Linked DNA regions of Mus musculus: region 2 is linked to region 1. A link is a loop called in an ENCODE intact Hi-C map of the cell type or tissue named here. Cell type or tissue: heart. All regions are shown on one strand.

What was found. Peaks named below come from ENCODE experiments on the same cell type or tissue, not always from the same donor. Only the 100,000 strongest peaks of a DNase experiment are listed, where the experiment ranks them.
Region 2: it touches region 1 in a loop (9-fold over the local background); 17 of 42 quality-filtered maps call a loop at or near these places.

Annotation. Positions count from the first base shown.
Region 1 is chr14:14,477,851-14,485,850 of GRCm38, reverse strand. No RefSeq gene overlaps it. Among named protein-coding and RNA genes, the nearest start is that of Il3ra, 140 kb to the right of the region's middle. In heart, a CTCF peak has its summit at 3,822 (motif pointing left); no DNase peak of the experiment used is centred here.
Region 2 is chr14:14,859,434-14,867,433 of GRCm38, reverse strand. It overlaps Nek10 (NIMA (never in mitosis gene a)- related kinase 10), which reads right to left. Exons shown (of 35, transcript NM_001195229.1): 16 at 6,593-6,695; 17 at 6,380-6,508; 18 at 5,746-5,883; 19 at 3,933-3,978; 20 at 1,920-2,041; 21 at 1,699-1,801. Among named protein-coding and RNA genes, the nearest start is that of Nek10, 43 kb to the right of the region's middle. In heart, a CTCF peak has its summit at 3,515 (motif pointing left); a DNase peak (open chromatin) is centred at 3,443; H3K27ac peaks cover 402 bases.

The DNA.
Region 1 (8,000 bases):
CTCCCTGGAGGGTGAGGAGGGGAATCCCAAAGGTCAAGTCCAGCCTGAGCTACAGAATGAGGCTCTGTATCAGCTAAAAGTAAAGAAACAGATACTAACAAAAAGGGGTAGGAATTTAGGTCAGAGTGAGTTTTACCCAGTATGCTTGTGTTTGATCCTCAATGTTGGAAAAATTATTATATATAATAGTAATTCAAGTAATGATTTCTAAAAGCTTTTTGGGGTAAGGGATTTCAGCAGTGGCTGATATCAGAAACAGAATCCAATGTGTCTCCTTTTGGTAGACAATCACAAGCAGTAATAGACTGGCTAGCCTTTCTGGGCATGTACAATGTGTGAGGCCACAGGATCTCTTTGTATATGAGCTTTACCCTACTCCCCCCACCCAACCCCATCTGTGGATTAGGTTGCCTCAACATTCTCACTGAGGTTTAGAGGAAATCAATTCTTACACTTCAGCATATTGTAGAAACTACATACAATTCATGATCTTCTTTCTGCCCTATACTTTGATCTTTGCGGTGCTTACTTTCTGTGAAATAAAGTATACCCAGAAAAACAGGTTTTCTTTACACTTAGCAGAAAACTTTTGGAAGGATGTCCCATGAGAGGAACAAATGTTACAGTCTTGCTTGTTTCCTCAGTAACCGAAGTTATGCAAGTATTCATAAGTGGCTTCAAGTGAAGTTTATAGATCACCTAAATTCCTACCTGTCAGTGTGTATCCCCTGCATATTGCTTTGCTTCATGCAGAATTCACTCCAAGAAAACTGTTTCTCCCAATAATTTTCATCTTTATACAGGAGCGGGTGTGGAACTGGGCATCAGAAAATAAGAGCTGAGTTCTGAAAAGCAGGGACTCTGAGCAAAGTACAATCTCAAGAATGACATGTACATTCAAATGACAGAAGTGCCCTGGTCCATAGCTTCTGTTGGCAAATGAGATAGAGTCATTCTCTATTGTTTTTGCTTTTAATTTCTGCTTCTTCAACCCTCTAGTTTTAGAGAAGAGAGCCATGCCTTTTATTCTACCTCAACTATTTCTGTTCTAACATTTACTTATGGAAAAAAAGCATGTGTTCTGATTCAGAGTTGAACATGCTGTATATCTTGGCAACTCAAAGCAGCTGACCCTGGGCATAGAACATTCTCAGCAGGAAGTATGGATGACTGCAACCTGTGCTCTGATTAATCTTTTCATTTTATACACCTGTGTACCTAAGCCCAGAAATGGTATTGATCATTTTTAATGTGGGTCTTTCCACTTCAATTAATTTAATCAATGCAATCCCTTATAGCCTAGTTCAGATGCTAAATAATCCCTGACAGGAGTGTCTGTAGGTTTGTCCCAGGTAACTTCAGATCCTCAGTTGACAACACAATGCATGCCCCTATAAGACACCTTAGGCTAGCAAATGAAAACTTCAGTGCCAGCAATGGGTTACCTCTTTTGGAGTTGTTGCATACCGAGGCTTCATAGACCCATAACTATTATAGGTGGTTGATAGTGCTAGGAATTGTCTTCCAGAACTTAACAGTAAGGCACCACATACTCAAGTCCTAGAACATGAAGAAATCAAGGCGGTACTGATATGAAACCTTCATCCCCACTGGTTAGCTTTTGTACAGTGCTGGCAGGTGCTATGCTCAATACTTGTGGTGGTTTGAATATGTTTGGCCCAGGTGTAGAGGAATGGTTCTGATGCTTTGATTTCATCAGGAACTGTATTTAATGATGCTTAAAGACCTTGCCCCCAATTGGTCTTTAATCTGTCAATAAAGATGCCAGCATTCAGTGGGTGGGTGGAAAGAAAGAGGTGGGACTTCCAGATTCCCACAAGCTAGGAGGAGGGGAGGGCAGGAAGAGGAGAATAGAGATTCTTGGGGGAGACTCAGAATTTTAGGGGAAATCTTCTGAAATGTAGGCAGAAAAGGAAAGCACCCCACAGAAGGACAGCCCAAAATCATCTTGGGCAGCAAGATTAATGGTCTTCACAGAAGGTAACCTAGCAACTAAGCTGAGGGAAGATTTAGAGGTGCTGAACTAGGAGGAAAGGAACCAAGCAACTAAGCTGAGGGTAGATTCAGACATGTTGAGCTAGGAGTAAAGGAAAGGGCACACTAGCTACTGTAGGCTTAGAAGAGCTCAGCCACTGAGCCAATAAGGCAGGTTAAAAATGAACTAATGTGTTTGTGTCTTTCATCCATGGATCCAAGAGAACCTAAAGCAGGGTAGTAAAAACTACATGCTAGGAGGTTCGGCCTTGTTGGAGTAAGTGTGGCCTTGTAGGAAGTGCCACTGTGGGAATGGGCTTTGAGACCTCCCTGCCTGGAAGGTTGTCTCTTCTTGGTTGCCTTCAGATCAGGATATAGAACTCCTAGCTCCTCCAGTATCATGTCTGCCTGCATGCTGCCATGCTTCCTGTCATGATGGTAATGGACTGAACCTCTGAAAGTGTAAGCCAGCCCCAATGTAATGTTTACCTTTATAAGAGTTGCCATGGTCATAGTGTCTTTTCACAGCAATGGACCCTCACTAAGACAATACTGGAGGAGAAAGTAATTATCAAATTTACCCAACTATGAATAATGTGAGCTGTAGTGATGATGGCAAGATGACCGCTGGTATAATAGTGGCATGAATATCATAGGAGTAACCAACTGTTAAGAACAAAACTAAAAACCATTTTGTGTAACTTAGAAACCATTTTTTTGTGTGTGTAACTTAAAAAGCCATGTTATGTGACTTGAAATACTCCGATGCCCAAGCTTACTACCAGGCTTCTCTGACAAGGCCTCAGAAGCAAGGCCTTGGTGGGCTACTGAGAATTTGGCTATGAACCTAGCCCATGACTGATATAATATGCTAATGAACTAACCCACAGGTAGTCTTGATGTACTAGTTTGTCACTGTGAGCTGTGAACCCTGATAGAGCTATGCTATTACCCATTGAAATGATAACAGAAATCGGAACTTTGGGAATGGTCTGTAGGATGATACTGCTATATTCTGAGACACTGTGTTGATACCCATCAGCAAGAAGACTAAAGACTGAGGCCCTGGCCTTAGTGACTGTTGAACTTCCAGTACTGTTGCTGGGCTCACACAGTCCTGCTTGTCAGAGATAGCTGCTGCCCAGGACTCTTGTGGATCTTCTGGATGTCCAACAGTGCCAGCCTCTGACCTGTCACAGCTGAAGGACTTCATGGCAGACATGGGTAGACCCTGCCAGCTTTTGAAGTATCTTTGCTAGAGAATATGCCCCAGTGGAACCCTGCAGCAGCATTTCTGTCCAAGCAAGTGCTCCCTGCTTGGTAAGATGTCTGTTTAACCTTTATACTTGCATAATTTTATCAGGAAAGTTTGTGTGAATAAACTGAATGTATTTGAAAGAAAGAAAGAAAAATCCTGTATGGACATCCTAATTTCTGAGAGCCTTATAGCTCATAGGCCACACTATCTGCACCAACTACTTTTTGATTGGATTTATATCCACCCCACAAAAATGAAATCCTTTATATATTGGAGAACCTGTGACTAGACTGGATAAAGACCACAGGAGATCATTCTGTTCAACCAATGTAATATCACACTGACTCGTAATGACTTACCATTATACCCATAGATTAATGCATCTCTCAGTTCTCATCTGAAAAGCCTCCATTTTCAGTAAATTGTGATTAACATAGACACCTACAACTTTCCAAAGTGTCATGTGTTTTGATTAGTTTAATTAATGTAACTCTTCAATGCAGTCAGCAAGAAGTCTCTCTCCTCTTTTAGACAGTCTAAAAGGGTGAATGGCTGCCACCTTGTGTTCAGAGTCACAAAAGCACCTGCAGCATTTGGAAGCAACACACATTCTTTTCTGTCTAGTCTAGTGACACATTTACTTTCCATTCCCAAGGCCAATCTATAACTGTTTGAATGAGATAAAAAAAAAACAGTAATATTTGTAGGAAAAACGTACACTCAATTAATGGATATCTTGGACTACAGCAGACTATGACCCATTTACATGTGCATCTTCTGACTTAATTAGTTTTATAAAATGTGATACTAAAACACCAAAAGTTCAGAGGAAGCTATGGGCAGCAGGATACCTTACAACCTTGAGGAATTTTGCTCTGTCTTATAAAGTAATGGAATTTTTAACAATAATAATTTGATTTAACTTTTAGTTCTAAGATATATATAATGGCTCTAGGTATGGTATATGTCTAGTAACTATTTGTGGTCCATTTTTAAAATCTAAATGAGCAAAACAAAATCATCTGACTTACAGGGTTTTGAGAGGATTGAATTGTAAAGTTTCCTTTGGTCACTATATGTACTATTTACAGATATTGATATCAGTGAAAAGAAATATATTAATAAAAATAAAGCCCATTCAGTCCTGAAAAGGCAGCTAGAGCATAAAAGCAAACAGCCTAGGGTAGGTTAGATCACTGGGCGTCATTGGGCTGACAAAACATTCTGTAAAGAATTGTCTCCTAAACACATTAAAATTCATAGGCCATTTCCATAATCCTAACTATTCCATGAAAGCTAGTAGATTTGTAAAACATAACAAAACAAAAATAATAGTTTAAAACTAATTGTTTACACTTTATATTTTAAACTTGAAGACTTGTTCTTGCAGCCATACACAAACAGCTTTTCTTTTGCCTGGTTATCACCCTGTCAAGACTCTAATGCCAGTACTGTAGGTGCTTGTGAATTGAGTGAAGTGGACTTTAAAGTCCTGACAGGCAGGACTGGTTTGGTAAAGAGTTTCTAAGGCTGCGAGTATGGATGAGCATCTTCCACCTCCTGCAGTCTGGATTTGTCACCACCTGCGGTCATTTGCTATTTCCAGTCTGCACATCTGTTGCTGCTTGAGGCCATTGCTCGTGGTGATGGCTAGAAGAAATCCCACAGATGTCCTCAGCACACACAAGGTCTTTACAATTAGTGACCAGTTTCCTTGTCTGATGGCCTCTGTGGGCCTAAGAGTGCTCTTAAACAAAATAAAAAGTCATCTTGCAGTTTGCAGCAAGACCATTTCTTGTGAGTGATTTGGGGTGTCGCCTCTCCTGAGTCAGAACGTGGGGGAGTGAGCCCTCATGTTGTGGGTCTTTCATTTCATGCATTGACCGGGAAACACGACCACCCCTCACACCCAAGAACTGACTTGGAGGCATGGGGATCCCCTCTGGAATGTATGCATGCCGGCCGGTGACGTGTGCTTATTGTGTTGGTTTGTTTGTCTGTGTCTTGTCCTTTGTTTCTGAAGCATGGCGCAGTCTGAGTTTGGATCCACCTGAGTTTGGTTTCTCTGGTGTTTGTAGATGATGGGGTTTTCTGAAACACACGCTTGGTATTTGCAGCTGTCCTTTCGGGCCATAAGGACCGCAGGACTGTGGTCACCACAGACTGCCACCCTGGGGGACGCCCTGGGAAGTAGGGAGAGCCAGGGACATCTGGTAATCTCCAGAGATCAGTCAGAGGGACCAAGTTCTGTTTATGAAGTGGAATCTTACCCTTCCAAAATCATCTAATTCTTTTGCCTGCTTGTGGAGCACGAGAAAGGGTCGCATGTGTCTGGATCTGTTGGTTTCTGTTTTGTGTGTTTTTGTGTATGTTTTTAGAGCTATGTGAATATCTGAGATGAGCTAGTATGGCTGAAGAAGCCCTGCTAGGAGCGAATTGTAAACACTGCTCTTAAAGGGATCAAGCCCTGCTAGGAGCTGATTGTAAACGCTGCTCTTAAAGGGACCAGCAGCTTCTCAAGTTCTATGGTAAAGGAACTGATGGCTGTTTTTCCTACAAAAATCTCTGTGCTTGTGATTATTAGATTCATCAGATGACAAGGTGCTCCGCTCTTGAAATTACAGCTAGAAAAATTAAGCTTTTTGTTTGGTTTAAATAAGCAAATGTATGCAGCCATTTCCTTTTCGTTTCTGAATGGTTTTAAAGGTATAAATGTTTTATATGTCTTGGTTATAGATTGTTGGCTCATAAGTTATTGGTTAGGATTAAAAATTTGTAACAGTATGCACAGTTTAAGAAATACTTACAGTTAATGCAAAGCTCAGAGCAGCCTCAGAGAGGCTTGTCCTTGTCCGGACCCAGGATCTTGCCTGGAGCCTGCTTCTTTTGTTCCACCCCAAGATTGGAGTTACTGCCTTGGCCTGCTTTCCTATTACAGCCTAAAGATTGAGGCTTGTTTCCTTGTCCTTGGCCAATGTCAGATTCCTGCCTAGTGGCATTCCATAGATCTCTCCTCAAAGCATTCCATAAAGAATACATCTAGTATATTTATAAACAGCACTTCTATGGGAGAGAAGTATATGTGACTAGATCACATGTTTGTTCTTTTGAGTTGCCTCCTACTTCAACACAGATAATCGAATAGTGTACTGTAGCCAGTGTTTTAAAATGTTAAAACATAAAGCTTTAATTTGTATATTAATAGTATATATATATATATATATATATATATATATATATGTATGGAGAGAGAGAGAGAGAGAGACAGAGAGAGAGTGTGTGCTCAGAGTTTACAATTGCTTCAAACTGTTCATCCTTCAGATACTATGAATTTGCAATTTTGCAATTGTTTATGCATATACAACTCATAAGAACACAAAAATAACTGGCCATATAACCTTGTTCTTTACATCATCAAAATAGTAATGGCTTAAGATAATACTTTAGTATTTAAAAAAATCTGTATGTCAAATTGTAAAAAATTGTTCTCAATGTCTTCAGTTTCTACCTGTTTTCACATAATGGTGTTAATTTTTGAGGACTTATACGTAATTATTTAAAATGGATACTCTTATTTCTGATTAAATAAATAATTAATTAAATAAAATATGCACATGTGACTATTTAATACCTTTTCAGGTTTTCTAGTTACAACTGCTCTACAAGAGAAACAACTGAAAGTCACTGTCTGTGTTAATTTTTTAAATAGACTTGGTGTTCCAAATCAGATTAAAACAGATATTAAAACTGACTATTACAGTCAAGTATTTGAGATGTTTTGTCAACAATTTAATAATTCTCAAAGACATGGTATTGTGGAACTTTAAAAACTCTATCTTCTTAAAAAACAAAGAAGGGGGGAATTATATCCCCATGCACATTATTTAAATCACATTTTTATTTTTAAAAATTTAAAATTTGGATGACAAAAAACTTACTAAATGCTCCATAGTATCCTAAAACTAGACAGAATTATGTCTAGGTGAGATGAAAAGGATCCACTTATTGACACATGGCATGAGCCTGTTCAGATATTTAATATGGGGGAAGGGGGCAATGTTTCTGTTTTTTTCCACAGAATGCTGCAGGAGCATGATAGCTTCCAGAATGATTCATGTGACAGGCTGACCTGTGAGTTCCTGAGTGCCCTGACAGTGGTGACAAGAAAGCTGTGTTGAGCACACAGGAAAAGAGGAATGGGGCAAGCAGCCACTTGCAAGTAAGATGAAGAAACTCTTCCTATCTCTGCCATGGGCTACAGCAAGGAGAGCCGACCTGGTGTCAACTTGGGGACAACTAAAACTGATGACTCATGAGGCGGAAGGACTGCTTCAGTGTATTTGATAAGATTTTGTCAGAGACACTGTTTTTGGCCATTCAGGCCAACTCCCCTATAGCTGTGAAAGCTTGTGTACCTTACCTGTGTGCTATATTGTTAGATAATTTTAAGAGTTAAGATCACCAATCTTGACGAGTCTTTTCATATTCATTGTAATTCTTGTCAATTAATTAATTGCATAGATCCTCATTTAGATAAGGAATCTGCTGTTATGATTTTGTTAAAGAGACCTGCTTATGTTTTGCTGCCTGTTAGAGTTAGGAAATGATCCTTGGTTTAAAAATCCAGGAATGCAAACTTGGAAAAGTTTAAATGAGCAATTTTAGGATTTACTGCTTTAATCACAATTTTAACTTCAATATCTACCACAGCTTTAGATCAGCAGCTGCATACTGTTCATTTTGTTAG
Region 2 (8,000 bases), 380 kb before region 1:
AGCTACACTCACGAAGCAAACATAATTGAAGAAAGACAACAGAAGACATCAGAAATCAAACCGGGAAAGTCCAGGAGCCCTCAATCCCACACAGATTACTACTAGCTCCTAAGGAATTCTCAAAGAGGAAGACACAGTCTCCCAGGGAAGAGCAAGCAATTGGTATCCAATACCAAGTGACCAGGTTTTGTTGGTGGTGGCTTGGGGGTTTTTTCTTGTTTTGTTTTTTTAATGTATCCCTTTATCATCAATTGCTCTAGAACTTGCTGTGTTCCATAGCATCTTTATACAGAATTCATAGACAAGCCTGCACTCTAGTAGTGTGCTCTCAAACATTCTTTTACTGTAGGAATCTCAGAAGCAACCTGTGTAGAGACTAAAAGTCTACATGAAGAGTGTCTCCCCTTTGTAGCTAGTTAACCATACATATCCCAAACAAGAGGAAAAAGGCTCAGGGGAAAAATAGATTATCACTCTGAACTAAAAAGTAGTTAACCATGGAGAGTTAGAAAAATAAATATAGGGTAAAAATAAACCTTCTAATTTAGAGGGGAAAGTTTTAATTACTATTATTAGTATTGTTATTAGTATTTATTTTTTACTTATTCATTTATTTTTTGGAAACGAAAACTACATAGGACTGGCTAGCCTCAGATTGAAAGAAATCTACCTGCCTCTGCCTTTGTCTGTCTGTCTGTCTGTCTCTCTCTCTCTATCTCTTTCTTCCTGCCTTCCTGCTTCCTTGCCTCCCTGTCTCTGCCCCCTCGTACTTCCCTGCCTCTGCCTTTCTGCCTCTTCTTCTGCCTCTGCCTCTCTCTGCCTCTCTGCCTCTCTGCCTCTCTGCCTCTCTGCCTCTCTGCCTCTACCCCTGCCTCTGCCTCTCCAGTGCTGAAGTGCCCCCTAACTCTGTCCTAATCAATGAAATTTAATTTACTGTTATCTGCCTTTCTGCTACAGATGAAAACACCAACCAATGAAACAAACAGCTATGTCAAAGGATACAAGTCGCTGTGTTTGTAAAGCCCTGCAAGTCTGACACCTTTAAGACAGACTGAGATAAAGTAGTCCAAAGCAATGTGCTCAATGTGTTAATCAGCAAAGCTTCTGTTTATGAGGTAGAAAGAAAAACTCAGAAAGCATTAATTGAGGAGTTAAATTAAACACAGAAGCATCCTAAGAGTACTGTATCTCTCATATGAGCAAAACAGTCATTTAGAACAGTATTTCCATTATCCAATATTGTGCAAACATTATTGTCTCAGGGATATGGAAAGTAATTATAATTTAACAAAAGAATTTTGCTTATTGAGTTTTTTGCTATTGCTGTTTTTTGGTTTGGTTTGGTTTGGCTTTTTGAAAAAAAGTTTGGTTAAGGCTAGCACCAACTTACTATGTCACTGAAATTGGCCTTGAACTCCAGATCCATCTGCCTCCACCTTCCAATGTGTGCAAACCAATACCCAGCTCAAAAGTTAATGAAATATAAAAGTTCATTTCCTCAGCCACAGGGGCCACATTCCACTTGCCCAAGAGTATCATGTGGCTAGTGCTTACTCACTCCACTGGACAACTCAGAGAAAACATTTCCATCTATGCCAAAAGTTCTACTGACAAGCACCACCACTCTGAAATGGGGTGCATTTCTCAACTGACATTCAGAACTTCTTCAGTTAAAAAGTTGAAGACTTTTATACTTACTAACTGTCACTTTGTCCTTATCTCCCAGCATAATGTTGTTTGGCGTGAGATCTCTGTGAACAATCCTCTTCTCCTTGTGCAGATACCGAAGAGCTAAGCACAGCTTGAAACAAGAATGGAAGCAAATTTGATTCCTGCCATATACGTAACCAACAGTGTATCTCTAAGGTAGCTCAGAACTTTGTTGTATAAAGAAAATTTCAATGAAGGGTGTAGTGTACCTGTATAAATATTTTCCACAGTCGCTCTTCACTGAAATGGTGATGTTTTTCCTTCAAAGAATTAAAGTGCTCTCCAAGTGGGGCTCCTTCTATCAGCTCCATAACGATATACAACCTGTCATCTATGCAAAAGCAAAAAGGAGTCACAGAAATGTAAAGTCAGTATAAAGCCCTGGAAAACCTTCACAAATTAGAACCCGGGCTTTCCAAGGAGTGTTGGAGCACAAAACGGAAAACTTAGTGTCAGGATCCACTGAATGCTGGCAGAGCACAGAGCTGCCCTTGGGGCAGTCACAGCCTAGCAGCAACTTCCTCTGACTCCAGACTTTCTCCTCTCTGGCAAGCATAATCATTTTCTGCTTATACCATAGAATGCCTGAACCATGTCAAAGACAGTAAGCCAACTGTCTCAAGTCACGAGGCCTGCCTCTTAGTACCTCGGATCAAATAAGACGTTCAGAAAACCGCATTATAAATTGCATTTTGTATGGTGACATAGATTATGTCATACAAACTTACCCACGGATCACGCTATGATGTTGCAATAACACAGACTAAAGCACCTACCCATGACAGAGATTACTGCTAGGCCCCTCTCGAGTAGAGAGACCTGGACTCTGATTTTATGTTAGGGTTTACAAGGGTTTAGCACTGTTTGGGTTTTTGGTTTTCTTGTTGCTGTTTTTGTTCTCTGAATACACTCCTTTAAAGCCAATTTGAACTACTAATAATGATATGTGACATGTGTCTTTTCTGACTGTTGGACATACACAAAATACACACATACACAATCTGCCTGCAAAGGACAGACATCTCCCATCCTGCCCACTGGCTTCTCCACCAGTCTCACACTGCAGCATGAATGTAAGCACACTGTTCTTCCTGTTGCCTTTCACAGGATTGCAAAAATGAATAAACCATATAGCATCTCTCTTACGGACATTTATAGATTCCCAAGTTTCACCATTCCAAGAAATACATATTGCCTGCACTATGCTTAGCTGTTTGTTTTCATTTTCTCAAATTATAGTCTTCTTCATCATAGTTTATAACTTGGTAATATTATACATATTTTAAGTTTCCTTCAATTTATTTTGGAAGTCGTCAGGTTAAGTGTTTTGTTTTTGTAATGACTTGTACTTACTTCAGTCTAAGTCAGGAACTAAATCTGATAGCTTTAATTACAGGAATAATCCCGATATTAAGAACTAGCACGTAAGGAGGAAGGAGTCCATCTAAATCACTTAAAGAAGGGAAATGGGTAAAAACATAGCAATTGAGCTGCATACAGAACAGCTTCTGTTTAGTATTGAGACAGGGTCTCTCTATGCAGCCATGCCCAGCCTGAAACTCACTATGTAGATCAGGTTGTCCTCAAACACACACAGTCGGCCTCTGCCTCTCAAGTGCTGGGATTAAAGGACTGAGTCACCATGCCCGGCTAATACTTCAGGATTTTATGCTACAGATGGTTAAGTTCAATACTTCCTTCACTTGTAAACAAGCGACTGAGTTTGGCTTTGTTTGACTGTGCTCTCCATCCCACAAGCAGGAAACAAGCCAGCCAGCCTGCAGGCTCAGCCAGGACTCTGGCGCCACCTGGTGGCATCTACTGAAATTTGTGAGAAAAAAAAAAAAAAACCTTGAAGGCGGAGTCCAATCCATTTTATTAGGGGTGGAAAATGCCACTAGATGCTGCTGTGAGCTTGCAAAAAGAAAAATAAAACATCATGCTTTAGTTCTCTTTTCTCTTTTTCTTCTACAGTTCCTTTTCTGTACAATAATTTAATTATTTTTGTTTATTCACACTGTGCCTCTATATAATACAGATCAAAATATTTTAAGTATTCTCAGGTCATCAATTAAAAAATTATTTTACTGCTTAAGAAAGCAATGCCTAATAATAAAAGCCAGTAGAAAATAGCTGAATGGGTTTATTTTCTGCCAACATAATATAAATGTATATAAATAACAAACATATGTTTCCTTACTTAGAAAGCAATTCATACTTACTTTCCAAAAATGTTTTATAATAACGTACAACATTGGGATGATAAAGCTGTAAGAAAACAAATAGCAAACACTTATCAGACTCTTCAAAACACAAGCTTTTGTACACTGAAGTTTCATCTAAGACTGCCAGCTGCCATTTAAGGTTTTAAATGACTTTTTTAAGTTAATGAAAGAGACAGTGTCCTCCATGCCTTTGTGAACCAGGCTAGAAGATGCTGCACTTCCTAATGGGCAGTGGACAGGTTTAGGACTGATCAGTTCCTTAACGATTCCCTTAGCATGCTCTGCCCCAGGGTTGGGCCTCAGCTACACAGGGAGGGAGAAAGTTCTAAAAAAGAAAAATGGTGTAAAATGTCTCCAACTATTTATTTAGAATGTAGTTTCTAGGTAAAGTGTCTTGTTTCAGAGGAATTGCCATGATGTCTATAAATGGTTTGTGCCTCTGAGTGTCCCTCTGAGTGGGGCCCACGTAGCTGCTACTCACACCAACCCAGCGGTCTCAGGGTTATCAGCAGCAGAGTAGCCAGGATGTGGCTTCCCAGGCAGCAGTGACATTTGTCTGTCCCTCAGCCCTGGAAGTGTCCTTTCTGCTGCTTTTCCCACTTGGGATGGGAAGGTGTCACCAGCAGTTGCATGGAACAGGGAATAATGCCAACTTGTGCCATTCTCTAAGCCTGGTAGTTCGAAGCCTCTGTGCTGTGCTCATTGTCACCTCTTAGCAGACAGGGTCTCTCACTCCCGTACCTATGGCTTCTGTATTCCATGACATCCTTCTTTTTGGTTCAGGTGGCTCCCACAGGAGGGACAATCTTCAGTGACATCAAAATCTAAACTGTGGCACCCTGATTGGCCTCTTCTGGACCCTTTTTCTTAGGAAACGCACTTAAACAAATTAGCACCCAAATCAACTAGCAAGTGGGGACAGGATGAGTTTCTGAACGGATGGGATGGCTTCTTGCGATCTAATCCATTAGTGGTGACTTTTGTTGTAACTTAGTGATGTCAAACTATAGGTTTCAATGAATAAAGACCATGTTTGTGACACCAAGCAAACATGACTGCAGGGCGCAGTGAGGCTGGCAGCTTCCTAGAACTTAGAAACAGAAATGCACAAACAAGGAGAGCTGGGAAAGGAACCAGCATCTTCTCGGATTACAGAAAGAATTCCCATTTCTCGCCTGCGCTCCGTTTTCCTCCAATACTCCTTCATAATGACAGCTAATTGAGCGATTATGTCACATATTCATGATAATAAAAATAACCCAGAAGACAGTGGGGCCCACCCCTAATCTCAGCACTTAGGACAGGGAGCCAGGAAAGGGGGGGGCGGGTCCTGAAGGTCAGTCTGTACTACAGAGCAGGGCTAAGACCAGCCTAGACTACACAAGCCTGCTCTAGAAAGGGGAAATGAAACAAAACCTACATTTTAGATTTAATAAGCCAGACTTGAGGGGTGTCAACAGGTTGGCTTTAGCTGACTGAAGTTGGAGGGTGGTCTTTCTCAAATTCCCAGCACTCCATTAAGGGTGTCTTTCTCCTGTTCCTATGCAGTAACTCAGTAGCTAAGCATACATGGTGTGTTCTGGTTTGTAAGCTCAACTGTTTTGCATCCAAGGCCCTGCTATAAACTCCTAAAAGAGTTTCCATGACTCAATAACAAGCTTTAGGAAAAACACTGGCAAAAATATCACTGCACCAATGTCCAGTATTTCATACCGAACTGATTTATAAACGGCATGGACAAGAACAGCAGCAGAGCTCAGCTTCAATGACATTTATATCAGAGACATCTCAGAAATAAGACAATATTTACCTGCTCCTTAATTATTGTTAATTCAGAAACAATGTTCTTGACACTGCTGTCTCGGTCTTTCTTATCCTTTCCAAATGCTGGGTTATGCAAATTGACCTCCTTCATTGCTAAAAGATTTTGACCACTACGCTTTCTAACCTACAATAAGGAAAGCAATTAATTAAATGCTGAGAATTGAGGGTTAGACAAAGACAGATGAACTAGAATAACAAAATTACATACATGGTTAACCAACACATAGCATGAGAGTCTAGCTGCATTTACACTAAGCTGAGAGAGCTCAAACCTGTTACCTTCTGGTCTGGTCCCCACTGCAGGACTCAACAGGCTTTCCCTGGGCAGGTGTAGAAACACTGGTGAAAGTTTATAAACTATGTCATGCACTGGGACAAGCTATTTTGATTCATTTTCTGTGAAGGATGCCCTGTCAGGGACCAGGTACTAGAGCTGAGAGCCAAGGCAACACTCACATAATTACCACCCAGTGTTGGATACAACCAGCACTCTCATCTCTATCTGTACTTCTTCACTAGTTTTCAATGATAAGGACTTCAATTAAAATGAGTATGGCCATCTGGAGTGTTACTTCAAATTTGTTTTGAAACATGAGAACTATCTCCCAGGGCAGACTCACCTTATAAACACAGCCAAAAGCTCCACTTCCAAGGTGGTCCAACACAGCATAGTCACCTATGTACTTCAAGGGCGCTTTCTTCTGATTGATGCTTTCAATATTCTCAGCAATTTGCTTCAGCTCATCTTCCTAACCAAGTCATAAAAGGAAAATTGGTTACTACTATCCTGATCCCAGAGCAGCCTGCCCAAATATTTAGAACTCAAGACTTACCAATAGTAAATTCAACTGTGATACCAAGTCCTTATAAGCACCAATATCACGAACGTAATGTCCTATGTCAATGAAGGTCTCAAACAGGTCGGTGGGAAAAAGTCTACAGGGAAACACACACACTTAAAGTGGAGCTGGGGAACAGTGGATCAATGCTTCCCTTCTGGATACAGCTGGCTCACCAACTAACCCTACGAACAAACCTAACTTCATTAGGCAATCAGCAGAGTAAGAAGCAATATGCTCTGGCATATCATGCAGATCTGCACTCCAGCTGTAGTTCCTGCAGAGTAAGCAATGTTCTACAGATCACTGCACAGCACTGCACCTCAGTGAGCTGCACTGCATGTCACACTTGGAACCGGGGAGGGGTGGGTGGGCCTCACAGTCTTTGTTTCTATGGCAGTAAAAGACAATATAACCAACGCAGACTATACCAAAGCCTTCTTTGTAATTTATTTGGGGGTTACAGACAATAAGCATTTTAAAAGAGGATGTTTGTTGTGTTTTTTTTACTAAATATTTAGCACTTAGATTAAGTCATTTGTTACAGTTCTAAACTTAGCTCCAAGATGTAAATATCCTTTTAATTTTTAAATGTTTTATGAGAATAAAATACTGGTAACTGAAAAAAATGTAAAGAAGTATGCATTTACAAAGTTCTGGCTTCAGAGGCCTCTTAAAATATTCATTATTCATTAAAATGGATGGCTTTGGGTCATGAAATGAAAGTTTATAATAATTTTTTCCTTAAATTCAAATATCATGGAAGAATAAAGCAATAATATAATTGACACCTTCTTCACAAAGGATTTGTTATAACATCAGTTTCTCTCACCAATAACATCTGGTGACAACACTGTGGACCTAGATTGTGTTCACATGGTGCGCATGTCCCTCATGTGCAATGAATGTGTCTGCTTTCTAAGGCTTGCGCGTCCACCAGACTTGGCACCTCACATCTGGCCCATCACTGGGTCTCAGCCTATCAGGGGCACTCTTGGTTGGTAAGAGGAAATGATCAAACTAACTTTGGAATTTCTAAATGGTTTAAAAAAAAAGGTATGTATCTTGGTTCTATATATTCAAGATGTTAATATCTTTAATTAAAACCAGTGCCTGAGCAGTTGCATGGCCAGTGAGGAGTTGTCCAGCAGTCACCTAGCCTGTGAGGTAGCTGTGAGGTAGCTGTGAGGTAGCTGTGAGGTAGCTGTGAGGTAGCTGTGAGGTAGCTGTGAGGTAGCTGTGAGGTAGCTGTGAGGTAGCTGTGAGGTAGCTGTGAGGTAGCTGTGAGGTAGCTGTGAGGTAGCTGTGAGGTAGCTGTGAGGTAGCTGTGAGGTAGCTGTTAAACCTGTGGAGACAGAGAAGGCTGCAGAGGCACAGCTTGCATGGAACCTTTCTCTTTCCA